2 separate regions of the Homo sapiens genome follow, and region 2 is linked to region 1. A link is a contact called in ENCODE Hi-C data. All regions are on one chromosome and are shown on one strand. The core of a region is the stretch at or near the end of the contact, and the rest is flanking DNA. Distances in the headings are between cores, read along the strand shown. Region 1 holds the start of NQO1 (NAD(P)H quinone dehydrogenase 1). Region 2 holds the start of PDPR (pyruvate dehydrogenase phosphatase regulatory subunit).

The links. Hi-C counts contacts between places; a loop is a spot of excess contacts on that map. Pooled maps may share reads with other maps.
Region 2: a loop to region 1 is called in a pooled map, with 9 times the contacts of the local background. The contact joins the promoter of PDPR here to the promoter of NQO1 in region 1. A Hi-C loop is called at or near these places in 7 of 50 pooled maps.

What each region holds. Positions count from the first base shown.
Region 1 is chr16:69,725,057-69,728,242 of GRCh38, reverse strand. It overlaps NQO1 (NAD(P)H quinone dehydrogenase 1), which reads left to right and starts at 1,683. Exons shown (of 6, transcript NM_000903.3): 1 at 1,683-1,810. The coding sequence starts at 1,804. NQO1-DT (NQO1 divergent transcript) reads right to left here and starts at 1,516. Exons shown (of 2, transcript NR_186363.1): 1 at 1,068-1,516. RefSeq lists enhancers at 214-1,207, 1,416-1,675, 922-2,121, 1,208-2,200.
Region 2 is chr16:70,112,679-70,115,889 of GRCh38, reverse strand. PDPR (pyruvate dehydrogenase phosphatase regulatory subunit) reads right to left here and starts at 1,558. Exons shown (of 19, transcript NM_017990.5): 1 at 1,450-1,558; 2 at 960-1,069. RefSeq lists enhancers at 82-1,024, 1,545-1,594.

The DNA of each region.
Region 1 (3,186 bases), core at 434-2,933:
TTTTTAATTTCCATTTTTTTTCTTTTATTGAGTCCACCACTGCGGCCTTGAATTCCTGGGCTCAAGCGATCTTTTTGCCTCAGATCCTGAGTAGCTGGGACACAGGCGCCTGCCACCACGCCTGGCTGCTGGCCACATTTCCAGTGCTCAATAGCTACTTGAAGCTTGTGGCTACCTTACTTGGGCAGCACAGATAGGGAAAGTTCTATTGGACAGGGCTGCCTACCTAGCCCTTTTTTAAAACGTCCTTTTATACTATTTTGTCAGATGGGGTCTCACTTTGTTGCTCAGGCTTTTCTCAAACTCTTGGGCTCAAGTGATCCTCCTGCCTCAGCCTCCCAAAGTAATTTGTAAATACGTGTAAATAATATAGTCCTCTCTTGTTGCATCAAAATGAATGCAAAAATGTCACGATGGGGCCGGGCGCGGTGGCTCATGCCTGTAATCCCAGCACTTCGGGAGGCCGAGGCGGTAGGATCACCTGAGGTCGGGAGTTGGAAACCAGTTTTCTGGTGCCTCCTTAACTTTTGCACTGGAGGGACAACGGAAGGGCCCTGTGTCATCCTCACCTCCCCCATCTGTGATTCTTCTGATGGTTAATTACCACTTTAAAGCTCTAGTTCTTTTTCCTTCACCTACTGAGAGTATATCTCCTTCTTTACAGTAACTTTTACTTTATAGAGTTTTTTTTGAGACGGAGTCTCACTTCGTCACCCAGGCGGGAGTGCAGTGGCACGATCTCGACCCACTGCAACCTCCGCCTTCCGGGTTCAAGCGATTCTCCTGCCTCAGCCTCCCGAGTAGCTGGGACTTACAGGCGCCCGCCATCACGCCCAGCTAATTTTTCAGTACAGACGGGGCTTCACCAGGTTGGCCAGGCTGGTCTCGAACTCCTGACCTCAGGTGATCCACCCACCTCGGCCTCCCATATTGCTGGGATTACAGGCGTGAGCCACCGCGCCTGGTCCCGTTTTGGCTATTCTTTAATATGCTTCCCTATAACTGCTATCTCCACACCAGCCTTGCCTTAGCTCATGGGAAACAAAACCAATTAGTTCCCCCATTACCTGCCTTGAGGAGCAGGGGTGGTGCAGTGGCATGCACCCAGGGAAGTGTGTTGTATGGGCCCCCAAGTGCAGAATCTGAATCTTGCAAAGGAAGAAACAAATTCGTCTCCACGGAGCATGTCTCCCCAGGACTCTCAGCCTTCCAAATCCGCAGTCACAGTGACTCAGCAGAATCTGAGCCTAGGGCACCACAGTAATCCGCATCCGGCTCTTTTTCTGCTCCATTTCGTGCCAAGGCTAAAAGGGCATGCCCACTTGATCCCTGGACTCTCTTGGGACGACTTCCACCCTGCATCCTCTTGCACCTCAGGGCACAGTGCGCAGATGGGCTTGCCTTAGCACCCCCAGCCAGATTTTTGAGGCCTCTGTCACACACACCCCTACAATCCCCTCCCCCAGCCCCGAGAGACTTTTCTTGACTTCCACCAGTTGCTCCGGCGGGTGAGAGTGGAGAGGCCCCTCCTTCATCCCCCAGGCTCCCTCCCTTCCTGGAGCTGCAGCCTCAGCATCCTCCGCCCAGCACCCCAGGATTCAGGCGTTGGGTCCCGCCCTTGTAGGCTGTCCACCTCAAACGGGCCGGACAGGATATATAAGAGAGAATGCACCGTGCACTACACACGCGACTCCCACAAGGTTGCAGCCGGAGCCGCCCAGCTCACCGAGAGCCTAGTTCCGGCCAGGGTCGCCCCGGCAACCACGAGCCCAGCCAATCAGCGCCCCGGACTGCACCAGAGCCATGGTCGGTGAGTGCTGCAAAGGGCGGGGTGCTTGGCGGTCGTCTCTCGAGCACTGGTGCCTGTGGAGGAGGTTGTAGGGGCTTGGCCCTGAATTTTGTTCCTTGACTCAAAACCCACAAAGGGAAGAGATTAGGGACCTGGGATGAGCCTTGATCGGACTCCGGGAGAAGGAGAGCTTCTGTTTGTATCCGGTGTCGCGGATCCTTCCTCACTCCACCCCACGAACTCTAGTGGGCATTTAGGAGAAACTTGACCTTGGAAGCAGAAATTCCCTCCAAAACTGTGGTCAGAAACTGGCCGTCAGAGGCCAAATCAGGCTTACGGTCACAGCCCATACCTCTTTTGGTCTATAGTATCTAAAACACTTTGAAATAAGTTGCTAACATTAAAATGGGTGATTTCACTTAAAAATGTGGATTCCGAGCTTCTGAAGAAAATGAGAATATCTGGCGATTGGTGGACAGGAGTGGAGGAAACTGATGCCTTTGGTTTGACGGAGACCAGAACCGGCTCCAGGCTGCCAGGCACAGGTTTTGTTTTGTTTTGTTTTGTTTTGTTTTGTTTGAGACGGAGTTTTGCTCTTGTCGCCCAGGCTGTAGTGCAATGGCGCTATCTCAGCTCAGCGAAACTTCCGCCTCCCGGGTTCAAGCGATTCTCCCATCTCAGCCTCCCGAGTAGCTGGGATTACAGGAGTGCGCCATCATGCGCGGCTAATTTTTATATTTTTAGTACAGACGGGTTTCGCCAAGTTGGCCAGCGCGGTCTTGAACTCCTGACCTCAGGTGATCCACCCACCTCAGCCTCCCCAAGTGCTGAGATTACTGACGTGAGCCACCGTGCCTGGCCTTGGGAGGCATTTTCCATTGAGGCCCTTGGATTAGGCAAACCTGATCAGATCGTACTGGATCCGTTTCTAGTATTGGGTCCACTTCAGTGATAGAGCCTTCCCACTCGGCCATCGACCCTAGGGGAACTCAGAGGTCACCCCAGCTCCACCCAAGGCATAAATAACCAGCTGAGACAACTGCAGGGATTGAGAGCTGTTTCCCAAATAATCTCACTCTGAGATTGGACAGTACTAAGATTTAGAAAGCTGTTGCCTCATCTGGGGCAGAATCCTGTGTTTTGTAATTTCCTTCCCTGTGGACCTGGTCCTGCCTCTAAAAATGCGCCTGTACACAAAGAAGCCCATCTTGGTCAAAGTGAGTGGAGGAACAGACTGCCCTTGCAGTTGACAAACTGAAATTATCAGGATCTCTGAGAAAGGGACTAAGCTGGGGATTGGTAGCCCAGCATGAGTTACTGGCAGAGACAGCAGGGAATAGATTCTGACAGCTGAGAGGCTTGCCGCATACACGGTGGTTGCTGTTTCCCTTGTATTT
Region 2 (3,211 bases), core at 309-2,808, 390 kb before region 1:
GAGGTAAAGCCAGGGGAGAAGAAACTGAAGACGTCAAAGACAGAAATGAAGCACATCATCTGGTTTAAAACAAATGATAGAGTTTTTACAGTTCTGGAAAATGACCGTATAATATTCTCTGCTAAGAAGAATAACTTCTGCTAAACAACCATAAGACTGCAGCTGGCTCTACTCAGATCTGCTTATTCCAACAAGACCAAGGTGCTAGTTCTAACTTCGAGTTGTCCCTCTGTATGGCTGCAGCGTTGCGCACAGTGGACTGCCGGTCACAAGGAAGACTGGATGAGCGTGGGTTCACACAACATTTCCCACACTTGCCTCAGCAAAAGAACCACCTGGGACACTTGTTTAAAAATGACAGATTCCCACGGTCCACCTCGGCAGATTCTGATCCTGCCACTCCAGGGAGCTGTATTTTTCAACAAGTACACCAGGTGATCACGCAAGTTTAAGAAATTAACACAAGTTGGCCGAGCGCAGTGGCTCACGCCTGTAATCCCAGCACTTTGGGAGGCTGAGGCGGGAGAATCACGAGGTCAGGAGTTCGAGACCAGCCTGGCCAACATAGTGAAACCCCGTCTCTACTAAAAACACAAAAATTAGCCGGGCGTGGTGGCGCACACCTGTATTCCCAGCTACTTGGGAGGCTGAGGCAGGAGAATTGCTTGAACCCAGGAGGCAGAGGTTGCAGTGAGCCGAGATCGCGCCACTGCACTCCCGCCTGGGCGACAGAGTGAAACTCTGTCTCGGAAAAAAGAAAAAAAAAGAAAAAAGAAATTAACACAAGTCCCTGCCACTGGAAAAGCTTATCCGTCAGGCTGGCTCCTCCTCCACCACCAGACCCCATCCCGGTACATCACGTTTACATGCATGCGGAAAATGGGCTTGGAGATTCTTGATTCAAATCCGAGGTATCACACATCGGCCCCCAAAGGTCAAACATTAAGAAGGAAGCTTACTGCCCTGTCCCAGATTTTTCTAGGTGACTTCTTCCTCCGGACTCTGCAGCAGTCTTTAGTTCTAAAAGCACAAGCGGACCGCACGTCTCAACGCGGGAAAACAGTTCCATCTGCAGGGATGGAGGACCGGGCTAGACAAGCTGGAGTTGGCTCTGCGCCGCAGGGGTGTGCAAGCCCGAGACGGGGGAGCCCGAGGTCACCCCGGCCGCCCTGGCATCGGGGCTGAAGTGCAGGCTCCTGGAGGAGCGGTGCGCACGCCCAGGGGTAGCCGAGAACACAAGCCAAGGCACGAGCGGACAACCTTACGGGGACGAGTACTGGCGCCCGGACGCGACTTCGCGAGAGGCCAGGCGGAACCCACTGGAAGCGTGAGCTAGCGGGGACCACCCCCGGGCGAAACCAAAGGAGAAAGAGGGGAACCCAGGGGTCCCGGGGCGCTTAGGCCCGCGCGGACGGGGAGGCCAGAGTTGCCCCGAAGCTATCTCCTTACCTCACCGGTCCCCACGGGCTCCGCGCTCAGCTACAGCCCGGCGGGAGCAATGCGGCAGCCACAACAGTTGCCTGGGGTCGCCGCGGGCCGGAAAGCGGGGTTCGGGGATGGGAAGGGGGCGGGGCGAAGCGAGCAAAAAGTTCCGGGGAAGCCGAGACCGCGACCTTCCGCGCTTTACGGCCCCCGGGCAAGGGTACTGCCGGCGCGTGACCTCAGCAGCGCACGAGCGCGCCGTGACGCCTTCGCGGAGCCCCGCCCCTGCCACGTGGGCTTGTTTGGGTCTCGCGAGGCACCGCCCCCGCGGCCTCTTTGCCACCCTCAGAGGCGAGCTGTGGAAGCCTTGACTCTTAGGGCCGTTTTAGAACCGGGGCCTCGGACCGGCGGGGTTTCTGCACGTGGAACCGGAACATCTGAGATGATCGCAGGCCCTGTGGAGTGTGGGGAGCGCGGGAGTTCTTTCTTCCCTCGAGGCCCGTGCCAGGGCTTACTCCAAAGCCAGTGGGTCCCCAGTCCTAAGCCAAGCAGTCCCGGGGGAAAACGCTTCTCATCGCCGTGGGAGCGCGGATCTTGGAAGTGGCTCTGGGCTTTCTTGGGCGAGGCTCTCACAGAGTAGATCGGAAATCCATTCTGCTGGCCCGCCCCACCTCGGAGGACGGACTAACGGACCTGAGTTCCCGGCCCTATCTTACTCTTCTCAGCTTCTCAGCTTGGCTCAGCTCAGAGGAAGAGGAATCACTGAAGTCTCAGAGAAGTCTCCACTCATCCCTTCCTCACTGTCACATCAGCCTTTTCTTTCCTTCTAGAACTCATCACTGACTCAAGGATATAAGTTTGATGACTGTCTTTTCCACTGGTGTGACACGATCTCTGTCGACAGAACCTTAGTCTTATGCATAGCTTTATTCTCAGCACCCAGAACAGTGCCTGGCACCTCTTCCACTGAATATTATATGCATAAGGGTCTCATGCTGCAGCCACCATTGCATCTTGGGCCACACTATCCAGTTCCCGTTTGTTGGATTCAATACTGTCTCACCACACAAACCAATCTTGTGTTTTATTAATTTAAAAAAAATTTTTTTTTTGTAGAGATAGGCTCACTATGTTGCCTAGGCTGGGCCTGAACTCCTGGCCTCAAGTGATCCTTCCATCTCAGCCTCCCAAAGTCCTGGGATTACAGGCGTGAGCCACTGTGCCTGCCCCAATCTTGTGTTTTATTGCTGGCCACCTGTAGCCAGGCACTGTGCAGGATGATGGGATCCAGCAATGTACAAGAAAGAGGCGGTTTCTGCTCTTAGGGAGTGGCAGTCAAGTTCCAGGGACCCCTCTGTCACAAGGCCAGGCCACAGCCTACATAGTTTATACCCCATTTACTGGCCAGTCAAATCACACAAAGACAGCCCAGATGAGGTCTGCCAGACAGTGGACTGAAACTATGCCATAGGCTCCTGTGCTAGATAAATACTTCCATATTTTAGCTAGGATTGAATGCTTGGGGACACCTACCTGTCTAAAAAAAGAGAAAACGGCTGACCAATTTGAGACATTCTCGGGGAAGGCTTTCCTGATGCCCAGATGTGGCGATTTCATGAAAAATATCACAGGTTTTCCTCATGAACCATTTGGTTCAAGCCATTTCCAGGCACATGAATTTGGGAGAAACCTGGTTGTCTGCAGGAGATGGTGGATGAAATCAAGTGAAATACTTAATGTGTTGATTTCATTCTGTTTACGTGCAGTAAATAGCAAACAAATGGTGTAG